Linked DNA regions of Mus musculus: region 2 is linked to region 1. The links are chromatin loops, found by intact Hi-C in ENCODE. Cell type or tissue: heart. All regions are shown on one strand. Links, peaks and the distances in the headings refer to the core of each region. The heading gives the core; the rest is flanking DNA. Region 1 has its middle 17 kb from the start of Stmnd1. Region 2 overlaps Gmpr (guanosine monophosphate reductase).

Region 1 (15,845 bases), core at 4,235-12,234:
CACTGTCTATGACTCTGTCTCTATCTCTGCTGTGTGTGCATATGTGTGTTTGTACATGCAAGTGCACATATATGGATGATTGCTCATAGATATGTATGCACATATATGGAGAGGCCATAATCAACTTTGGATGTCATTGCTTGGATACTGTCTTAGCTAGGGTTTTACTGCTATGAGAAGACACCATGACCAAGGCAACTCTCATAAGGACAACACTTAATTGGGGCTGGTTTATAGGTTCAGAGGTTCAGTCCATTACCATCAAGGCTGGAACATGGCAGCATCCAGGCAGGCATGGTGCAGGAGGAGCTGAGAGTTCAACCTCTTATTCCAAAGGCAAATGGGAGAAGACTGGCTTTCAGGCAGCTGGACAAGGGTCTAAAATCCCATACCCACAATGATATTCTTTCTCCAACAAGGCCACACCTCCTAATAGTGCCACTCCCTGGGTCAAGCATATTCAAACCATCACAGATATTATCCACCTCATCTCTCTCTCTCTCTCTCTCTGTCTCTCTCTCTCTGTCTCTGTCTCTCTCTCTCTCTCTCCTCTCTCTCTCTCTCTCTCTCTCTCTCTCTCTCTCTCTCTCTCTCTCTCTCTCTCTCTCAGACTGAATCTCTTGCTGTCCCAGAATTCACCAAGTAGCTAGACTAGCTGGCCACCAGGAAAGAAAAAGCAACCTTCCAGTTGCCATAAATTGGTAATAGTTCTTGGGACCAGGATTAACCAAGGAACAGTCTCCCATGCTTCTCTTGTTCATCAAAGGAGAAAACTGTATGCTACTTGATGGGATCACCATAAACTCCCTACTCCAGGGTTGGTCTGGACATACAGCATCTAACACAGCACATGTTGAGTTTGTCTTGTGCCCTAAGACTAAGGCAACAGAAACACAGAAACTTGCTTCTACTCAGTCCTGGAGAATAACCCAGAACACTGACTTTTCTTCCTCCCGTCTTAGTGACCCTAATATCTGTGTCTCAGAGCCCACCATCAGGTGCTTTACACTAAAACCAACAACACGCATTTGAAATACAGGTCTCAGCATGGTAAGTCCTTAGGGTCTTTTCTGAGATGGAGACCAAAATGTATGTAATAGAAGGTGAATGTTATGGGCATTGGATAGAGGAGTTCTTCAGATCTGGCAATCCTAAACACTGAAGGCAAGCCTAGAAAGGTGTCTTAGCACTGAGGCATACTTGGTGCTCCAAGAGGACCCAGGTTCAGTTCCTAGCACCCAAATGCTGCCTCACAACAACAGAATCAACTCAAGTTTCAGAGCATCTAATGCCCCTGTTTCTGAGGGCACTGGGCATGAACATGGCACACATCCATGCATGAGAAACACTCATAAACATAAAATAGAATAAAACCTAAAGAATAAAGATAAAATAAACAACTAAAACTAGAAGGTAATGCTTGTTACAGCTGAACATTAGCTAGTTGGAGATAATGATCCTTGAGATGCGGTTCCGGAATACAGAGATACGTGAGGGACCTCATCTGGTCAATCAAAATTTAAAAACAGAAAAAATGAGGGTTTAAACTTCAAAACCTGACCAATTAATCCCCCCCCTTTTTTTGCATAACTTGGGCTTGTCTGGTGTCAGAATATTGACTATTTCCTGCATGTTATTTCTCTAGCATTTTGCTGACCTGGTCTGACACAGATCCCCTTTGATGCAGCTCTTCATCTTTGGCAAACTTGGGAGTCGTTGTCGTCAACAGCAACAAGACGTTGCACAGTGTTTGTTATCAAGAGCTTTAAGAACATCCATTTGGATTCTCTTGACATAATCCCAATCAATGTCATTACTCTTGATCCACTCACTGATAAGGAAACTGAACCGCAGAGAAGAAGTGACAGACTAAATGTTTGTGTTCCCATGAGTCCATGTACCAGAGTCTTGGTAGCCAATGTCATGTTTTATTTGGAGCTGGAATGGAGGAACAATTAAATCATAAGGTTGAGGCCCTTATTAGAGGTACTGGTGCCTTTATAAGAAGAGCTATGAAAGATATGATATTTTCTATCTATCTATCTATCTCTATCTCTCCATCTATCTATATCTATCATCTACCTACCTACTTGTCTACCTATCTACCTGTCTGTCTACCTACCTACCTACATATCTGTCTACTTACCTACCTGTTATCTGTTATCTACCTATCTACCCACCTTCCTATCTTTCTCTACATCTTTGAGAAGAGATCGGTCAACCAAGCCAAGAAGAGAACCCTTATCAGAAACAGAGTGAATGAACATCTTCAGTTTGGGCTTTGAGCCTCTGGAACTATAAGGGGTTTCATAGTGGTTGTTTAAATTGCCTGATATGCTGTTGTAGAAGCCTTGCCTAAAGCAATTCACTTGTCCACAGTGGTACACTTAGTGACGAGAAATGGTAGATTTAATCAAGAACATCTGCAGGGAACCCATTCACTTAGCGAGGAGATAACACCCTTTAACTTCAATACAATATGAATACTGTTCAGCTTTGTATCTGTTTGGTCTTGCCAAGCAAAATAAAAGCCAACACCTAGCTCTCCCGGGTAATGGGGCAGAAGATACTGTGCAGGAATAATCCACAGATCACAGATTCCCCACAGCATGGGTGATAAGGAAATCACCTGGACCACCTAGATACCCACCCGACTTTCTAGAACCTTGTGTGGGGGTTGTGGCTAAGGAGGGTCCAATGATAGTAAAAGAAACATCGATAATAGATCAAGAGTAGTGGAAATAAGGTCACAAGAATGGAAGCAAAGGATCGATCTGGGAAGGGTGGAAAGTAGCACAACCCATCCTGTTTCATTGGTGTAATATTCCCTGGCTGAGTACCTGTCCTTTTCTCTGCTTCTTAACTGGCAAGAAGGAGCAAGCAGTCTCATGCAACCTCAGAGAGGACCCCATTCTTCAGCTATAGTAAAATGCTTTTGCTGAACCGTGAACCAACTAGATCTCTGTCTCTCTCCTTCTTGTCTCTCTGTCTCTGTGTGTGTGTCTCTCTGTGTCTCTCTGTGTCTCTCTCTATCTCTGTCTCTCTGTCTCTCTCTGTCTTTCTGTCTGTCTCTCTCTCTCTCCCTCCCCCTCTCTGTTAAGCTGCTTTTGTTAGGCATCGCATCAAGCAATGAGAAAAGTAAGGAACGCACACCTGTGGAGGGGCACGTTCATCCCTGCTCTCAAGCGTCTCAGGGTCCAGGCAGGCTATGTGAATGAAGGGCAAGAAGTCTCCAGAGAGCAGAGAGGAGAAGCCTGGCTTTTTTATAAAAGCTTCGGAGGGAAACAAAACAAACAAACAAACAAAACAAAACAAAACAAAACAAAACATCACTGGCCATTGAAGGAACAGGAGCCCCTTCCCCCCACATCACCTAGCACTACACTCACCCCCCCCACACACACACACACTACATCCCACTCCACACACCCCACCCCTGTGGATGAAGAAGTCAGACATTTCTGAGAGAAGGTACAGCTGAACGAAGGTACTGAAGTCTGAGGGACCATGCTGGACTCGTTCACCCAGAAGGGGCATGTTCAGGACCCTTGTTGAACTATCATTTCCCATTTTTCTCCCCACTCAGGAACAGTCAGTGTCAAGTCCGAGGTGAGCTTGGTGACATTGCCCCATATGCCGTGCATGTATACAATGCTTCTTTCATGAAAAACACAGTGGATAGAGGCTGGGGAAATGGGGAGATGGCTCAGGAGGTAAGATGCTTGCTGAGCAAAGCAGGCGGGCCTCAGTTCGGCTCTCCAACAGTCATGTAAAATGACAGGCATGGAGGGGTGTGTCCATAGTGCTTTTGATAAGGATAGAGAAAGGCAGATCCTGGGGACTCACTGGTCAGCCAACCTACCAGAAGCAACAGGCTTTGGACTCAGGGAGAAACCTTGTCTTAAAAAAGAAGGTAGAGAAAGAATTGACAAAGACATCCAGATGTCAAGGTCTGGCCTTCACACATGCTACCTGGGCGAGTGCACCCAAATCCGCATGCATGAGCACACCACACACACACACACACACACACACACACGAGTGCACTCATGTATACACACAAGCAGTGAGATTTTGGTTTCTTTTAAAGCCCAGTTATGTTCTGTGAACATGGTTTTGTTTTAACCCCAGGCAAGGGATATGGGCTGCTTCAGTTTGTCCACAGCCGCTACAACTGTTGTTCTCTAGGAGGGGCATGGGTTTTGCAGCTGCAGATAGTTTAAACTTGGAGACTCTGGAGAAGGGATAAATGGGAGAACCCCAGGAGAGCCTGTGACATCTGCTGCTCCCCCTAATGCTGGTCTCTGATGCTGCTCTTGGTCGCTGTTGCTGCTGCTACAGTTTGCCAAGTTGTCCTGAGCAAAGAGACAAGAAGAAATTGGATATCCTGACCATGGGGATTGAACTTGCCCCAAGGAACTCAAGACCCTTAATCAGCAGGAAGTAGTCTAAAGAGGTCTATACTCTCTTTCTCCCTCTAACCTTCTTCCTCTCCTACCTACTGTTGTGGGTTGGAGTAGATTAGGGTAGAATAAAGGTTGGAAGGGTAGTAGACATAAGAACTCAATAAAATAGCTAAACAAATACACCAACACACACACACACACACACACACACACACACATACACACACACACACACACACACACACACCATCATCAGCCAAGGGACATAGCATGTGAGAGAGTTCCTGGGATAACAACCAGCAAGATGCCTGGCAGATCAGAGAGTATCTTAGGAACAAAGTAGAATTTCTTTTCTCCTTCCCCTCCTCCCTACCCCTCTCTCTGATCATGATAACCAGAAATGGAAAAGAACACTGAACCAAAAATAGTAGCACCATTTACTCTGACGGAATAGGAAGCAAGAAGACTCCACTTGTGAGTTTAGGCTCTGGAAGCAAGCAACACCTCCACATCTCCCTTTTACTCATCCTTCAAACAGAAAGCAGGCGTAGATGGGAATGTCTTCCCGGGCAAGGACAGAATTAATGCAATCTTGAGTCCAGTTGTACAGCTCCAAATTTCACCAAGAGAATGGCCTAATGGAGTGGAGCGATCCACCAGGCCAGCTGAAGGCGGACGCTGCCACTGGTTTTAATATAGTCTTATTTATAGTCTGAAGCAATTTGCAATGTCTGTTGCATCAAATAGACACATCCTTATTGCATGCACCACTCAGAGCACAGTGGAATAGAACATTCTAGAACTGAAATGAACAGTCTTTAAGAGTTAAATGCCATGTGGGAAGGTAGAAAATGTGCATGCTTCCAAGTCCCAAAATACGGTTCCTATTCTCTGCGTGGCTTTCTGTGTGACTCTCACGCCCACTGAAGCCTCAGTCATTACCTCTCAAATTTTTCACACAGTATCCCTGTCTGCAAAGAGAAGCAAGGAGTCTCATGCCCAAGCATTTGAGGGACATCTTGGAGCTACATCTTGTAATTATAGCCATCTCCTTTAAAATGCTCTGATGGCTAAAAATCAAACAGAACTCTGCTATGGGTCTGCTTTATGTGTTTCTCATTTTGGTCCATTGTTTTGTACAGTTTATTCTCTAGAGCCCGTGTTTATGTTCTGAGGCTTTGACTAGACACTCGGTAAGCAATCTTCTGCCCACTAAAATGTATCAGACAGTGGTATAGCTTATCGCTTCCCATTACAGATGGTGGTGTGTTGGGTTGGGTTTCAGTAAATATGCCACAATTTCTTTATCAGTTATCTTGAGACAGCTATCTGGGCTGTTTCCAGGTTCTATGTGATATAAACACAGATATTGTGACCATCCCAAAGGTCTGGGCAGACAGGCAAGTGTTTCTCTACATCCCTAGAGGTGGCATTGGAGAATCCCTGGTGGAGATAGTCAACTCATTTTGGCTTTGTGACTGTATGTGTCTGCGAGCGTGCGAGCGTGCGTGCGTGCGTGCGTGCGTGCGTGCGTGGCCAGAGAAGTATGCTGAGTCCCCTTGAGTTGAAGTTTCAGGCAGTTTTGAGCCGCCTGATATGGGTTCTGGAAATGTAACTCTGGTTCTCTGCAAAGAGCAGTATGGGCTCATAACAGCTCAGCAATTGCTCCAGCCCCTGTGGTGCCGGTGGAACAGTGTCACCAGACAAAAACTGGGAAGGTTGAGTGGATTTAGAAACCCCGGTAATTTCCGTGTCTGAGAATGGTAGGCATTTTATCTATTCCTGACCTGGTTCCTGTCCTGGGGCACATGGCCACGACACTCCTCATGGGGATCGTTTCAACTAGTGACACAGTACAAAGCAAAGAGTTCTCCATGTTAATGAAGTATCTAGAAAGGCCCTGGTGGGTCAATAAGCTTCTCTTTCCAGACCTTCCTTTCTGTAAAAGGTATTAAATCTCTGGTCTACCCTGAGTAACTCCTACATATCTATTTTCTACTACCTGTAAATAGTTTGGACAAGGACCATCTCTCCCATCAAGAACCGCCATGGGGGAGGAGAGAGGCTTCATCATACAGAGCCTCACCAAATAAGTCCCCTGCAGAAGGCCTCTAGCACTCCAGACACTCACCCTGAGCTAAGCTGGATTCCCCCAACACCCCATCCTCGCCCTACCACCCCAACCCCTGCCTGCTCATCACAATCCCAACTCTTCGAGGTTCCTATCAGCACCTGGGTGCCCGGGAACTAGGGATCCTCAGCCTGCGTAGTTTCTTACCCTGGCTGGGGCCCCCATCTTAGGCTCAGTTCTGCCATCCCTGCACCCTGATGGTGATAAGGATGGTATGTAGCCTAGCCCCACCCCTTTGTTTGCCCAAGCAGCGCTCATACACCCCAGCTGCAAGGCTGAACTCAGACCACAAGTCCCCGTGAAACAGTTCTTAGATTTAAACACTAAAAGTTGTATTTATCATTCTTATCCTGGACAGTTGTTCTCTACTTGTGTGTTTAAAGATATGTTTAGTGTTCTAAAATCCTGAAAGCGTCCTTCCAAGTTTTAAATTTTTACCTCTCGAGTCTAAATCCACAACCCATCTGTTATGATTCACTATGAAATGTTCCCCCAGTGGGTTCATGAGTGAACGCTCAGCTGGAGGTGCGATTTGAGGAATTTCTGAAAACCTTACGATGTTAGGCCTGGCTACAGAAGTAGGTCGCCAGACTCCTGCCCTTTGAGGTATGTTTGCCCTGACCTCTTCCTGTCTGCTTCCCTGTACTTCCTGTCAACAGTTAAACGAAGACATTCCAGTGCTCTGCTGCCCAAACCCATCAAGTCAAATGACCACAGACAAAAATCCTTTAAGACAGTGAGCCCAAATGGACCCTTCGACTTTTTGGTTGTGTATGACCGGCATTCAATCGCAGCTGTGGAAATCCAATATGACATCAATATTACTTCTGACTCTCATGTGCCATTTCCTTTTCAAACTTTAAGCTGGATTATACATCCTTTGGATTAACTGAATAATGTTTTTTAGTTACTGAGGGGACTCTAGAGTGTACTGTGAAAGTTCTCCTGACCCAAGTGACTCCATCTGAAAAGATCTTCCCTCCGTTTCTATACACTGCCCCCCCCCCCCCCCCAGCCACAAGGTCTGGTTCTTAGCTGGTCCTCCTGGGTTCTTAGTGCACTTGCTGTAGTGTCCCTGAGGTAATCTCATCTATTTCTGGGGCTTTTCACTGGTGATTCCTAAGACTGAGTCTTGACCTTACATCATCTCCCTCAACCCCTTACCTCCCCCACTCGAATGTCTCCTGACATCCAAAATGATCATGTTTGAAACTGAGCCCTCGGTCTTCTTCTGTTCATCATCCCCTCTTCCCCAGTTCAGTAAATGTCACCTCCTTCCACCACATCCCACGTCAGATGCTAAAGGGTCACCTTTGACGCCTCGCTCCTGCCTCACCTGCTTTGCTCACTGTGTGTCTGGGATCTGTTTTGTCCTCTCTTCTCTGTGAAGCATTTGTCACATGTCTCCTGATGATGAGACTGTCTCCCTGTCTCTTCGTTATTCCCGCTGCTTTGACCCCAGTTCCCTTCCAAACATTTTTCCCAAAAACAGAAGCCAGACTGACCTTGCAAAGATATGAATGGATCACTCAACATTTAATTTTCCAAATTAAAAAAAAAAGATCTCAAACTCTTAACATTATCTGGAGAGTGCCCTGTCATTAAAGGACATCATGTCTCTCTGGTTAATCCAGGTTTCCTTGGGGACAACCTAGAGCATTGCTCCTTCATCTGTCCCTCAGATATCAGTTTCTGACCATCCCTTCCTGTGCTAGACCATCTCACAGGCACTTAGACTCTTCCTCACGTCATCTGTGGGATTTGAGACTAGAGATTTGATCATTAATCTGTTGTCTTCATCCTCACCAGACTCTGGTACCTTGGAGCAGGGACTACTCTGTATCCTTACTGCTTACATTGTATCCTTACTGCTTACATTGTATCCTTACGGCTATCTCTGCAGGACACAGTACCTGAAGCCTATATTAGGAACTTAAGAAGCCTCTATTAAATGTAGCAGACTCATGGAGGAGCTAAAGGATAGTCAGAGCTCTTAGAAATAGGACTCCAAACGTCTGACTCCAGGCATGTTTCTTTGAGAAAGATGCTGGGAAGATCACCCTGTGGCTGGTCTCGAGTATATTGATAAACTTGCCTCTTAGGCATCTCCACCTGCTGCCCAGGCATTTCCCACTTTCTTCCAAAGAGTCCTCTATAAAAGGGAAACAAGAAAAGGGAGCAAATGCACCCAGCTCAGAAGTCTGCCGGGCTGTATTGGCTGCTTCCACTGATTATCACTGTTACTTTGAGAGGAGACATAATTAGTGCATTAGGACTTAATTGTAGCATAGACAGATGCACCAGATCACCCACCACCTAAGTTTACTCAGAGCTTTGGACACAGTAAAAGCAAGAGTAGCACTCAGTATCGGTGCGGTGATATCGCCCCCCAGTGGCTCTTGGTGACTTAATCACAGCAGCAGCATCCCAAAAGCCACTGTTAGTCCAGAAGGACTCCAGCTTCCACAGAGGGCTGGGAGAGAGTCCTCACCTTCACTTGTCTCAGAGTAAAGCTAGAAAGGGAGTCTCCCCCGCCCCAACCAGCACCCTTTTCTTAAAGGAGACCTGAAAACATTGTTGTCCCTTCTCTGGCACTGTCTCAATAAACAATTGGCATAGCTATTTGGTTTTGGAAAAGAATCCAACAGGAGCTGGTAGGTCCATGCTTAGATGTTCAGACAGGAAAAATTATGTATGAGATCACAGAACTAACTACTGCCAACTACGAGACTTCTGAAATCACGGGCAACCATTGCCACATGTCCTTAGGAAGTGTTGTTGTTCAAGTGGCTTCAGGCTTCTATGACAAGTCTCATTAAGGAGCCCAGGCTGCCTTAGAACTCATTATGTGCCCCAGGCTAGCTCAAACTGGCATCTATTCTCCTGCCTCAGCCTCCAAGAGCTGAGACTGCAGACATGAGCTAGATACCACACACAACTAACCTGTCAGTTACTTGGAAGAGTAGGTTTTTTTTGAGGGGGGAGGGGAAGGTGCTGTGGCATTGTTTTTGTTTGTTTGGGGAAATTGGTTTTTTAATCTTTGGAAACTTATCCAAAGATATTACCATGCTTTTTTTCTTTACTTCAATTATGTTTTCATTTCTCCCTTCCTGGTCTTGTGCTATGACTTTATGCCATTCAATGTATTTTCCAGTTATACATACATATATATATATATATATTTGGGGTGTGTGAAGTTATCCATCAGTGCATGATAACCTTTGGGGGTTTTAATCTTTTCCTTCATAAGTTTTACTTGGAGTAATTTCATTGCTATGTCTTCTAGGTCTCTCATATTTTCCTCAGTAGTATCTAATAGGTTGTTAATCCCATTGAATTCAGTTTGTTTTTTTTAAATCTCATACATGAAAGTTTCAGATTCAAAAGTTCATTTGGCCTTGGCCGTGGTAGAACATGCCTTTGATCCCAGCACTTGAGAGACAGAGGCTGGTGGGTCTCTGTGAATTTGAAGCCAGTCTGGTCTACACAGTGAGTTCCAGGACAGTCAGGACTATACAGAGAAACCCTGTCTTTAAAACAAACAAACAAAAAAGAAAAAGAAAAAAGAAAGAAAAAATAGAAAAGCCCATTCGGATCTTTTTGATATTTCTCATGTTCCTATTCATTCTCTCTGATTCTATGAGTCTATGAGTGTACGTGATATAATAATAAAACATGTGTCCTGGTGACATTTAACTGTCCATTTGACACACAGCCTAGAGTCACCTGAGAAGGAGGTCTTGATTTTGAAAATAACCAGATCTGATTGGCTTGTAGACATGTCTGGGGTCAACAAGACTGATTACTTATAATTGATTATTAATTGATAATAATAGTAGGAGGGCCCGGCCTACTTGGGAAGTGACATTCCTGGAGAGATGAAGCATGTGTCTTAGGACAAGCCAGCCATCAGTGTTTGTCCACGACTTCCCCTTTAAGATCTTGCTTGAGTTCCTGCCTGGACTTCTCTCAGTGATAGACTATGACAAGGAGGAAGTGCCAGAAAAATCCTTTCTAAATTGCTGTGGTTGTTCATCACAGCAACAGAAAGGAAACTAGAACAAACGCTAGTGTCTTGGTTTAGAATTCAAACATGCATACTATTCCTGGAAAAGGTCCCACTGGTCTCCTAGAATTATGGTTCCATCTTTTCCTGCTTCATTGCCTGGCAAGACGTCAGATAGATGTCAGATTTAATCAGTTTTTACTTTTGGGGTCACAGGGTTGTTTCAGGTCCAGAATTTCTGAACTGAGTTTTTGGTGTGCAATTTCATTGCTTGGGCTCGGTTTCAGGTCTTGCTTCTTTCTCTCTTATTTGGCACTAGGTGCATTTTGCATGCATGCATACGAGGCAATCATTCTGCAGCTATGCAGCATGCCAACGCTGGGCCTTCCTTTTACAGCATGTTAAGTAAGATCAAGCAGTAAAGAGGGAAAGGCTAACTTTTTCCCACTACTAAATCTGTCTTCCAGTCTGACTGGTGTGAATGGGTACCCACAACTCTATGCCCCCTCCTCTCTGCTTCTTTTTAGGAATTTCCCTCTCTGCTTTGGGTAACTCTCTCCTGCACTAATGTAAATGAGTCTTCACTACTCCAGCCTCTGCAACTCTCCACAACCCTTCCTCTGGCTAACCTGAGCTTCTGGCGCTCTTACAAATCCGAGCCATCCTTGTCCTGCCTGGCCTCTCTTCTCAGCTGAGTCCCTTGCCCATTCCTAGACTCCACTCAGGTGTATTCCCCATTCAGTCTTTATAGCTTGGAGACTTCCTCTGGGCAGACACTTGGGTAGAGGCTCACCCGGGTGGTGTCCATTTCACAGGGATTCCCTGTCCCACACTGTCTGGTGCCCCAGGTCCAAGGACTTGACAGCCAGGTTGCATATAATGTCATTTGTTTTTAAGGACAGAAAACACCTCTTCCATGACTCCACAAGGATGGGCGATTGAATTCTCTGGACCATGATGCACCAGGAGAAAAGGCTATGGGAAGTTATCATGGTATCTTGATATATGGTAATTGTACAGTTGGAGTAATTTTACTTTTAACCTTGCCTTTTCCTTGTCCTATTGGTCTGAAGGGCCAGGTGCAATAATTCATCTTTCACCTTAGAAGGGATATATCTGCATGCCCCACACCACTGAACTCCTAAGAATTTCACTGAGGAAGAATTTTGGTTAGATTTAGCTTCCATCCTCTGATACACATATGTTGTAGGAAATAAATATATATATATATATTTCCTATGCTCTGGCAGACAATGGCTGACCTGTTCTTATCTCATGGAGACTCTATGACTCGGAGCTCCAAAATCTCTCCACCCAGGTCACTAAGTTCCCACTGGCAGGTTGCTACCACACCAGCCACATGCTTTAAACCCCCCCCCACGGCCTTTTGTGGTGCACATCTGGCAAACCCACGCGTTGCCACCCTACCTTTCTCTCTGGAACCCAGTCAAACTGCTGCATGAAGAGAAATGCCACACAAACTTAGTTCAGAAACAATGGTAACTCAATCTCTGGGCACAACAACTAGAATCCTAATTTTGTAAGCCATATTAAATCTAAATCCTCCAGTGGCAAATCCTGGCGGTTCTACCATAGAAACTGGAAGACACTAGCAGCTCCATCTTGTCCTTATGCTATTCCCATCAAAAAGCCCCTCACTCTCTCCTGCTTACTCTCTTCCTCCATCCAACCCGGAAGTTCCACCTACGTGCCCAGTGATTGGCCCCTTATTCATTGGGGGAAGGTTCACAAGAAGTCGCCTGAGTAGGTGGCTCATTCCTCATTCCAGACAACCCCTCCTGGGAAAGCAGAATTAGCATCAAAATACAGGCATCACCAGGGCCATCCACAACAAGCATGTGTGTTACCAATGAGTCCAAAGTGGTTGCTACCTCCTGCTCATTTGGTCCAATCAGCATAATGTCATCAATATAGTGCACCAATGAGATATTTTGTGGAAGAGATAAGACTATCAAGATCCCTTCTAACTAAGTTATGGCACAGGGCAGGAGAGTTAATATATCCTTAAGGCAAACTATAAAGATATACTGCTGGCCTTGCCAACTGAAAGCAAATTGCTTCTGGCAGTCCTTATAGGCAGGTACTAAGAAGAAGGCATTTGCTAGATCAATAACTTCATACCAGGAACCAGGAGATGTGCTAATTTGCTCAAGTAAGGAAACTTATGTCTGCTACAGCAGCTGATTTAGTTTTCGATAGTCAGCTGTTGTTATCCATGATCCATCTGTCTTCTGCACTGGCCAGGTAGGAGAGTTAAAGGGAGATGTGGTGGGAACCACCACCCTGCATTTTTCAAGTCCTTGATGGTGGCAGTAATTTCCGTAATTCCTCCAGGAATGCGATACTGTTTTTGATTCACTATTTTCTTTGGCAGAAGCAACTCAAAAAAGGCTTCGATTTAACTTTTCCAACCATAATAGCCTTCACTCCACAGGTCAGTAAACCAATGTGAGAATTTTGCCAATTTCTAAGTATATCTATCCCAATTATACATTCTGGAACTGGGGAAATGATCACAGGATGTGTTTGGGGACCTACTGGACATACTGGGAGTATCAGCGAAAACTCCATAAATCACCTGGCCTCCATAAGCCCCTACTTTAACTGGAATGCCACAATGTTTCTTATTAACACATCTCCTGGTACCTGATATGCAACTATTGATCTAGCAAATGCCTTCTCCTGGAATCTCCTAGGATCTCCTGGAATCAGCATCAATTCAGAGCCAGTATCCAACAGACCCTAGAAAGCCTGATTATTTCCTTTCCCCCAGTGTACAGTTACCCTTGTAAAAGGCGGTGGGTCCCTCTGGGAAAGAATTTGAGAAAGGCTAACAGCAAAACATTTAGGTATCTTATCAAGATCCTTCCTCAGGGGAACCTGCCCACCCCTTTACTCAAGGGGTTCTAGGTCTGCAAACTAGCTCAAGTCTGGAAATTGAGTCACTGGCCAAGATTGCCTTTTGCCACAATCCAACATAGTCTTTCTTTCATTTGTTTGAGAAGTTTTGGATTTATACAGATCAAACAGAATTGCAGTAGGCTTCTTATTTATTTCGAGCCTGGAAACACCATAATTGGTTAGCCGATACCAAAGGTCCGAATGAGTCATGCCATTATAAATTTCACCTCTCCAGTGCTGACCATTATGGGCTAGGTCATTATAAACATTGTTTTGTCTATACTGTCTATTATAATAGCTACAATCACCTTGTCTCTGGTGATTCAATGCTGCCACCCGGCCCTTGTTACCTCAGGGTCCAATTAAACTCATTGCATTTAATTCATCCAATTGAGCAACAGCAACTCCGACCCTAAGGTCTGGCACAAGGAAAAGGGCAAGAACAAAATTATTCAAATGTGCTGGTGCCCCTGTAGGCTCAGATGTTTGGACACTTGGTGTCCAGTTGGTGGTGCTGTTTGGAGGAAGGAAGGGTGCAGCCTTGCAAGGGGAAGTTTGTCACTGCCTTGCCCCCACTCCAGTTCACTCGCTCTACTGTGTTTGTGGTTGCAGATAGGAGCTTCCTGCTTCTATGTCTGTACCTGTGACTTGCCATCATGCCTCCTGCCATGATAAACTCTTGATCCTTTGTTGCTCTAAGCCAACAGAAACTTTCTTCCAAACATGGTTTTTGGGCATGGTATTTATCACAACAGAAAAGCGACCAATGGGCTAGCTATTAAATTTACACATAGGTATTTGCGTATTTTCTTTTATTAATCAAATGAATGATATGTTTTTTGAACCTTTTTATGTTCCATCTGGCTCTGATTTTAATATATGAAAACACATTTTAATATATGAAAAATATATTTTAATTTACTTTTGTGTTATCATCTGTGTTTTGCTAATAGTTTTTTGTAATGATTACTTTTTCATCTCTCTTCTGTTTTTAGATACACTTTTTTTTTCAGTTAGGTTTGGTTTGGTTTTGGTGGTAAGACAAGGTCTTGCTATGCATTTCCGGCTATCCTAGAACTTGCTATTACACCAGGCTGACTTTCAACTCAACAAAAATGCACCTGCCTTTATATCTAGGGGAATTACTGAGGAATGTCTACATGCCCAGCTACATGCATGACATTTAATCTTCAAAACATTTTATGTTCTGCATATACTGTGTATATAATGTTTATAGTGCTTATGGGAATGTGTGTTCATGGGTGCCTGCATGCAGAAGCCAGAAAGACACCTGATGTCTTTATCCTACTTTGTAAGACATGGTCTCTCTTGTTGAATCTGAAGTTCATCATTCTAGCTAGGCTGGCCAGCCAACCAACACCTGGGATCAGCTAGTTTCTGTCCTCAATGCTGGGGTTATGGATACATGTGGCCATACTAAGCTTTCATATGCAGACTGGAGATTTGAATCAGATCCTGTTACTCACTGTACCATCTCCTCAGCCCCTAATATTTTATTTTCTAACTGAATTTTACCTCCCTCCAGCCTTCTTTGTATTTTTGGGCTGTGTTTTTCTCACTTAATTTTGCATTCCAAAACAATGTTAATAAATAATATTAAATAAATCAGTATGTTGGTTTGGAAAAAAAAAAAATGTGCTGGTGCCACTCTCACCAGTTTGCATCTTATAGGATTCATAAAGGGCATATCTTCTGGGTCTTCCCATAGTGGAGGATTAGGTTTTATACATTGTATCCACTCTAGCATTGCAATTTCCCTGAGCCTTAAAATACCTTCGTCAACACTAAACCAGGGAATATCAGGCATCTCCAACTTCTTTTCAGTAGGCCATCCTTTGATAAACGCTTCAGCCAACCATTCAAACAAACTTCTAACACCTTTTATTTTTTAACTGTGCGAGCTTCCATATTAAACCTAGAATCTCCACTCAAAGGGCCTATGTCAATAAACTCAGCCTGCTCTAGTTTTATATTCCTTTCACCCTTATCCCACACCCTTAAAATCCATTCCCACACATATTCCCTAGACTTCTGCTTGAATGAATTAGCAAACTCATTTAGCGCCTTAGTAGTATAGCACATGTCCTCATGGACTACACTTTCTACCTCCCCTCTAGGGGTCTGCTTTGCCTTGAGTCTGGTTATAGGCCTAGAAGAAACTATTGGTGGGACTTGAGAAACATCAGTATTGTCTTGACTGGCACTTTCCTCAGAGAAAGTCAATGTTAGTTTATCAGACTCTAAAGGATTAATTTCCTCATGACAAAGAGGCATTATTTCAAGGGGTGGGGCTGAGGGTACTACTTCCTCAGGTGGGGTAAACCCTTGAGAATCTGAAGATTCAAAGTTCTCAGCTTCA
Region 2 (8,000 bases), core at 1-8,000, 720 kb before region 1:
ATATATTATATGTATAATATTATGTGTATATATATATATATATTATACATATATATTGATGATGTCTGTCTCTGATTTCTGAATCTTCCTGCCTCTGCATTCTGAGTGATAGGCTCACAGACATCTATCAGCAAGGATAGCTAAGCAGCAGGCTTTGAACCCTCCTCCTTGGAGTGTGAGGGCCAATTAGGTGATGGAGAAAGACTATCCTTAGTGTATGTGTGTGTGTGTGTGGGGGGTGCAGGCCTGTAGTCCCAGCACCCAGGAGGTTGACATAGTGAGACTCTGTCTCCGGCCAAACAGAAGAGTGTCGAGTCACAGAGCCTAGTACTTTCGGGGTGAGATGTTCTTTGCAAGGAAGGGTCTTGCCCCTCTTGTAGCTAGATGTCCCCACCTGCAACTCAAGAGGTGGTTGCCTTGCCGACTTTCACCTGTTACCCCACAGACATAATGTGTTCCTAAACCAAATGTCCAGCTCCGTGTAGCTGGCTCCCACTTTATGAAGACAGGGCCTTCCTTCTGAGGTCTTGGCGTTTGTCAAGCCCACGCTGTGCTTGGCTACATCCCTGTCACTTTGTTCACTGTCCCCATCTCTTCCTGTTCCTTCCCGGGCTGTCTGTCTCTCTGTGCTTTGCTGGCACTCGAGAGCATTGGCACCCTTCTCTTTCCATATCACCCAGGCTCTGCTAGGATAGTAAATCGCAGCCTGCACATTGGGGGTCTCGCTAATAAGGAAGCACGTAAAGGCTGTATCCTAGGAACTTTGAGTCAGTGACTGTAACCTAAGCTTGCAGCTTATCATGCTGCCTGTGAGGCCAGCCTGTGCTGTGTGGGCAGAGTGGATGTCAGCAATGAGCACTTGTTTTTAAGGACATCTGATGGACTGGAGATGCAAGGCAGCTGAGAAGATAGAGGAGCCAGCTCCGTGCCCTTTTTCTCAGCTCTTAAAATAATCTAGCGCTCAGACTAAAAAAAAATCTCACCTCTCTGTAGGCAGGGAGGGGTGGCTTCTGAGCGGGGAGGAGGAGGGAGCAGGGAGTGGCTGGGCATGTTATATAATGGTGTAGCGGGGGACAGTGGCCAGTCTGACACACTTTGTCCTCCTCCCCAGACATAGGTGCTTGAGACCAGAGGGTGGATGGGCAGGGGTGACGGCCTCTGACCGTCAAAGTGAGGGTAGTGTTGGGCCAGCTGCTTGGGTAGGGATGGGAGGTAGTTCCTGGTTACTTCCTCCTCACTGGTGAGCATGGTCTGGCCTGTTCCCACCTTACTGATATTCTCTCCTTCCTTCCTTTGAAGGATGGAGGCTGCACATGTCCAGGAGATGTCGCCAAAGCCTTTGGTAAGTACGAGGGACACAGCTCTGCCACAAGGGGGAGAGGGGCTGACAGGGAAGGAGGAGCTCTGGATAGCTTGGAAGAACCAGATGGAGAAGGGAACCCCCGAGGGGCTTCTGAGCTCATCGGGACTTTTCTTTGCCGGGGGGTTTCATTTCTGTCTAACCAATTCCCGGCTCAGCTTGCTTCGGGTCTGTTGCTGAGCAAGCCGGGAGCCCAGAATGGGGATGGCGAGCTAGGAGTGGGTCGGCTTGTGATGTTTTCAGTAAGAGAGGGGAATGCCCAGCGCTCGCTCCCGTGACTCTGGCTCCGCTGTGCAGATACCACCACCTGGAGCAGCCCCCACCTCATCCTGGCTGGATCCAGTCTTGGTGGAAGGTTGACCAGGCCTGCCTCCCACTAGAGGGCAGTAGTGTCTGCTGTAACCCATCAAGGTCTCTGCTGTAGGGCTTCTGGGCTCCCTGTTTGTGCCACACACTAACATCTCACAAGAAGGGGGGTAAAACAGAGCTGCTGAGCCCGTATGTGCTGCCCCCTTTCCACAAACGGGAACTACCTGCCCAGCCTCAGATTGTTCAGCTGTACACTATACAACACCACACACACATACACACTGTGGTAGAAAACTTTTTGTCATAGTAACAACAACACAAACATTAGAGTTACGTTGTATTTGTGTGCATTGTATAGTAATCAGCTCTCTCCTTCCACCGTGTGGGTCTGGGGGTGTTTCAGCTTGTGAGCAAGTGCCTTTACCTGGTGAGCCATCCCACCAGCCCTTGGTCTGTTTTTACAGCAGTGATAGAGGAGGATCCTGCTGGCTCAGTTTCTTAGCAACCCAACGTATAGCATAAAAAAAAAATGCCTGCCCCTAGATCTGCTGTGAAAGAGAGAACAAACCCTCTTCTATCTTGCCTATCCAGGGTATGACAAGGTCACAGTCCCACAGTTAGCTGCAGGGCCTTATCCTTAAGCATTACCTAGTGTGGGCTTCCTCCGGGTATGCCCCATGGACCACAGTACTAAGTGGGAGCTAAACACACTAAAAAGCTACAGTCCTTCAGGAGGTACCATGTCCCCAGGCTTGGTGCTGTCCTCAGCTTTCCTCAGGCCTTTGACCTGCTCTGTTTAAAGTGTAGTCCTGCATGCACCAAGGAAAGAGAGCAGGACCTCGTCTAGGAAAAGCCAGCTGGGAAGCAATTTGAGCGTTGAGAAATACAAATCACCGGGAACCAGTTTAAGCAGTTGTGTAGAGCAGATCTGTGCTCAGGGTTCCTGCTGGTGACTTTCTTCATCTGAAGGTCTGGCCAGACTAGTTATCTCACTGCCTCCTTAAAAATCACAGCGGAGTCAGGCTTGGTAGCGCAAGCCTTTAATCCCAGCACTCGGGAGGCAGAGGCAGGCGGATTTCTGAGTTCGAGACCAGCCTCAAACAGGTCTACAAAGTGAGTTCCAGAACAGCCAGGGCTATACAGAGAAACCCTGTCTGAAAATAAAACAAGAAAAAAAATCACAGCGGGAGGCGGGGGTCAGCATTGGTGTCTGAGAGCTGCTAGTGGCACACTGTGGAGTCCATGCCTTGCTTACCAGGGTCAGCTCCACACAGCATCGCCTTCTAACAGATGGAGCAGAGTAGAATTGACTTAGTGCTTACCCTGGGCTTGTGTGTGTTTCCTTATAAGTGTTCAGATGACCCCAGCAGAGACATCAAGGCTGCTTCTCACCTACTATTGGTCTGTCATTCACCCTGTTACTCGGCATCCATTTGCAGGATATTTGATCACACCATGAGCCCTGAGATTGTGTTATTTACTTGGGGGATGGGGAATGGGGTGAGGGAACTATTTCTAATTGTGGTGTGGCTCAGTCCTTAGCACACACCTCTAATCCCTCTAGCTGGAATATAGACATGTTCTTAGTCCACCTCTTTAATCCCAAACAATGAAGGTAAATTTAGTTTGTAGAAGAAGCCAGCCATGTTTGAAAGCGATGTCTAATGGAGTGGCAGACAATGTGATGAATCAGAGAAAGATTTGACAGAATAGGACATGCCCAACTCTCATGAGGAGAGAGGGGAGGCAACATAAGGAGGAGCCACACAGATGGAGAGAGGAAAGAGACGGTTTCACTGGAGAGTTGTAGAGACAGGTTGCAGAGAGAACAAGCTACGACACAGGGGAAGACAAAACGAGCCAGAGAGACGAGAAGAAGCCAGAAGATGGGAACAGATTTTCAGAGTTTGAGGCCAAGCAGAGCAATTCAGTTAGAGGTCCAGAGTGAATCCGCCAGCTTGGAGAGGAATTTTGAGTCAGAACAGCTGAGTTGAACCAGCCAGCCAGAGTTCAGGCAGAACAAGAAAGGGTGAGCTTATTCAGCAGCAAGTCTCGGAGCTGAAGACATTCTAGGCCTAGGTTAGATTGTCCAGAGGCTAGAAGCATCCAGGGCTAGGCCTAGGTTAGCAGACTGAGGCAGTGGGCCTCGGAGATGACAGTTGTATCAGACAAATAAAAGATGCTGTTGCATTCTGTTATGGACCAGTTTAGTTCCAAATGGAACCCTTGGTGACTCCGAGGGAAAAATCATTGTTAGTGTCTCAATTCTTAGTCCACTGTTCAGTTGACAGAAGTTAATTTGGTTCATGGCTGAGGAGTGTGGGATGCCCAAGATGCATCAGTACTTGCCTGAGCCCTCGAGAGGATCTTCCTGCTGTACTATAGGTTGACTGAGCCTTCACATAGGGAAAGAGCAATTGTTTTACAGGGCTACCGAGAACTTCATGTCTGTAACCTGCATGACTTCCCAGAGGCCTCAGCTTGCAACATACAAACTGAACTGTATAATGCATCATATTTGACACCCATAGTTATCCAAGGGCAGCAATATAGAAAATCAATTGAAATTTTGTTGAATTGTTTTTGGTTTTGACATAAGGTCTCAAGTAGCCCAGGCTAGCTATATATATAGCCAAGGATGATCTTGAGTAACTTCTTGTTCTCCTGCCTTCGCCTCCCAAGTGCTGAGATTACAAGCAAATGGTACCATGCCTGGTTTATGCTGGGATCAAACCCAGGGCCTCCTGAATGATAGGAAACTGAGTTTCATCCCCAGCCTGCAGTCAGAGTACCGAATTCAAGGTCATAGGATATGCTTTGTAAGATGCACGCAATCTTCCAGGCCTCTCTGGATGTAAAGGAGCAAGACCTGTTTGGAAGGTTTCATAGCCAGTCCCTGATCCATTCAAGGCACTCCTGACTGTCTCTCCCCTCCCTCATTTCCTTCAGTCTTCAGTCTTAGATGGACACGGAACCATGCTTAGAGTCAGGGAGCATGAAATGGACAAGACCCTCTTTCTAGATGATGCTATACTCTCTGAGCCTACCTCTGCCCTGTCCTTCTGTCCACTCGTTGGCGTGTAGGAGCTGGTGCAGACTTTGTCATGCTGGGAGGCATGTTTTCAGGCCACACCGAGTGTGCAGGTGAGGTGATCGAGAGGAACGGGCAGAAGCTGAAACTCTTCTATGGCATGAGCTCAGACACAGCCATGAAGAAACACGCAGGAGGCGTCGCCGAGTACAGGTATGGCTACTGCATGGCTTAGGCTGTGTCCACCAGTCTGGCTAGAGCCACTGTGTATTCTTGTCCTTTATGGGAGGGGCTAGAAATATAGACCCAGCATCTTTGTACGAAGCACTGACTTACATTCTGCTAGCATTTACCACAGCAAGCGTGGGACAGGCAGAGGTATGATTACAAGGTCTAAGCCAGGGAGGGGATGACCCAGCCTCCTGTGGTTACACATGAGTCCTGCCTTGTCTCAAAAGATCCCTCCCTGAACAGCCTCTGTCACCCTCCATCTCTAGCCTAAGATAATTCACCCTCTGAGGATGAAGAGTGGTCTTTCATGTGTAGCAAACAGACAGGAGCTTTCCTGGAGGATATTGTCATCTACAGTGTTTCGTTTACTGCCCCACGGGCTCTGACAGTTGACACAGGCAATGTTCTCAGCTGGTTAACCATATCACCTAACTGCAGAATCAAGACTCTAGGGTGAGGTGCAGTTTTAAAACTCCCAACCTCGCCAAGGCCACCTGGTCTTTTCCATTCACTTCCAGAGTAACCTCATGGATGCTTAAACAAATCCACATCAGAGCAGACCTGATGCATTGCCCTGCTCCTTAGAGCCTGCCCCTGAAGCTCATCAGAGCCAGCTCTGAGGATAGACTCCATGAAGGACATGGGGCAGAATGTCTCACGTGCTTAAAGAAAAGCTGGCTTCACAGGAGGATGGGAAGCCTATTCCTTGCTGGCTCACACCTTCTGTGCCCAGACACTTGCCCAACAGTCCGAAGTTTCTTCCCAGGGAGTGGGATTCTGGCACCTCATGTAAGGAGAAGCCACACGACTCCACTGAGTGGCAGTAGTGGGTAGGGTGGGAAGTATGACAATCTGATTGCCGCTGCCTTTTCACCTAGTCACTTCTCTTCAAGTGGGAACCTTGACAAACATGGAAGGGGGAGCTGGGGGAGCAAGAGGTATGGAGTTGGTCTCAGTGGGAAGTGCCACACAACCCTTACTTAGTGTTGCTTTTGGACCCCTTCCTGCTATCATGTTTCCTGGATTCTCTGGCCAAGAAGCCCACTGTCTTTCCAGCAGGCACAGTCACCTTCTGAGGGCCATGTGGCATGCTGGGCCAAGATGATGTTGAGCCACGTGGTTGAGTGGCCATTCTATGCTCCATTTGAAGTACATGTTCCTGCCTTCCAGCTGTTTCGAGTCCTCCCAAAAGAGCAGTGGACAGAGAAAGGCAGGGCAGGCTGTAACAATACAGAAGCCAGGAGCTGAGGGAGAAGCCATCTGGGGACTTCAGCAGGGTGGAGGTGTCAGGGAAACACTGAGCCTCAGTTTGGGAAGCGGGTTCAGATCTTAGAGTTCTTCATTGAGAATGCTGAAGGAAGCAGGACCTCCACCTACAGTTAGCCTGAGCATCACCACCTTATCCTGCTGCTGTCTCTCTCCCACTTGCAACCTTGCCGTAACATTGTGACATGAGTTCAAATCCCTCCTCTGACCTCAGATTTCACTGCTGCCTGGTCATTAGTGCTGTGCTAGCCTCTCGTCAGTCATTAGCACTTACATGAGTGTTACAGGTGAGTAGACGTTGGGGTCCCATAGTGGGTTACTCATTAAAAAAATGCCATCACCTTAGCAAAGAGGAAAGAACTTGGGAAGGTCTTGAACCATCTGTCATGGCAGCTGTCATGGGTGCACACAGGTATGTGGCTCTCGGGTCACAGAGCTCTGAGATCTGAGCCAGCTTAGACATGTTAGATGCCCTCTGTCCTAGCCTCTAAACAGCCTGTCACCCAGCCCATGATTTAAGGTGTTACACTTCATGCAGGGTGTGGGAGCACACGTTAGGTGAAGACAAGTTCACATTCCATTTGTATTCTAGGCAGTGAGTTTCAGACTGAGTTCCTATGTTCTAGCCAATGACTAGGCACAGAAAGTTCTAGAACTTTTAGGTACCTGTTAGGGCTTGCCTGGGGCCTCGCCTTCTGCAGTGCTTCTGTGCAAGCATGCTCAGAGCCTGTCTCCATTTTGCAGGATCAAGGTCTGACGTACTGTACAAGGTGTTTTGCGATGTTCTTGGGATGAAGGACAAGGGGAGAGCTTGATGTCACTTAGTGTTTGCACATTAGGCCCAGCCTGAATTTCTATGCACGGCTCTGAAAATGTGGAGATACCACCTGCAGTTCTGAGTGTTATCCGAGCATAACCTCTCAACCCCGGCTCTGGGCAATGGGGGTGTGAGAGACTGAAACAAATGGACCTGGCACATGGTAGAACCTGTAGAACCTGGCGAAGGGCATCCCTGGCAAAGGACTGGCAGGCTGTGGGGGTGCAGTTACTGCATCTTCAGGGCAGAACCTTGTAGCTCTTAGGCAGGCCTGTGATTCCCATAGTGCTTCCCCTGAGGATACATAGCAGCCATAGAGCTGATGCTTAGGAAGGCAAGCCCTGTGCTTTTCCTATCAGCCAACATGGATGGATGGATGGAGGGAATGTGGCAGGAGGTGGTAGCGGGCGGGAGGCAGCCCAGTCGGCTCTGTTTTCCCCAGGGAGGAATTAGGCTATTTGGTGGTTGGTTCCCAAATAGAAACCATAAGATTGGAAGAATATGGTTAGGGGAGAATGTCACTACTGGGGACTGGGGGTGAGGGCGCTCTATCTCTCTATCTCATATTGCTAACCAAGACCTCTCTCTCCTCCGTGAACAGGGAAGTTCTTATAGGGTTGGAGGGATACCTCATCTTTCAGGGTCTCAGTAGGGATGTTAGAGTGGGTGAAACACTACCCTGTGGGTTTAACATTGCTGACACATTCCCACACTCACCAAAGCCTTTGTTAGCTGGATAAGACTTGGCACTGGATGGGGAAGGGCCTTGCAGCACCCCGCCCCTCTCCAAGGAGTTACGGGCAATTCATGGTTGCCAGGGGGAGTCGTTTTCTTCAATGGTGTGACCAGTGGTGAGGTGCCCCGTGCTCAAGGACATAACCCTACTGAGTGAATCAGCTCAATGGATCACAATGAAACAAACCAAAAGGGTGGGAGAACTGGGGGTGGGAGGGGCTTATGAGGAAAGAGCAGGAGTGATTTTATAG

The links. Hi-C counts contacts between places; a loop is a spot of excess contacts. Peaks named below come from ENCODE experiments on the same cell type or tissue, not always from the same donor. Only the 100,000 strongest peaks of a DNase experiment are listed, where the experiment ranks them.
Region 2: a loop joins it to region 1, with 26 times the contacts of the local background. A loop is called at or near these places in 12 of 42 quality-filtered maps.

The regions. Positions count from the first base shown.
Region 1 is chr13:46,249,100-46,264,944 of GRCm38, forward strand. No RefSeq gene overlaps it. Among named protein-coding and RNA genes, the nearest start is that of Stmnd1, 17 kb to the right of the region's middle. In heart, for the core only: a CTCF peak has its summit at 8,917 (motif pointing left); no DNase peak of the experiment used is centred there; H3K27ac peaks cover 507 bases.
Region 2 is chr13:45,537,726-45,545,725 of GRCm38, forward strand. It overlaps Gmpr (guanosine monophosphate reductase), which reads left to right. Exons shown (of 9, transcript NM_025508.5): 7 at 1,300-1,342; 8 at 4,754-4,913. Among named protein-coding and RNA genes, the nearest start is that of Gm34582, 16 kb to the left of the region's middle. In heart, for the core only: a CTCF peak has its summit at 1,704 (motif pointing right); DNase peaks (open chromatin) are centred at 1,056, 1,376 and 1,676; H3K4me3 peaks cover 1,414 bases; H3K27ac peaks cover 3,561 bases.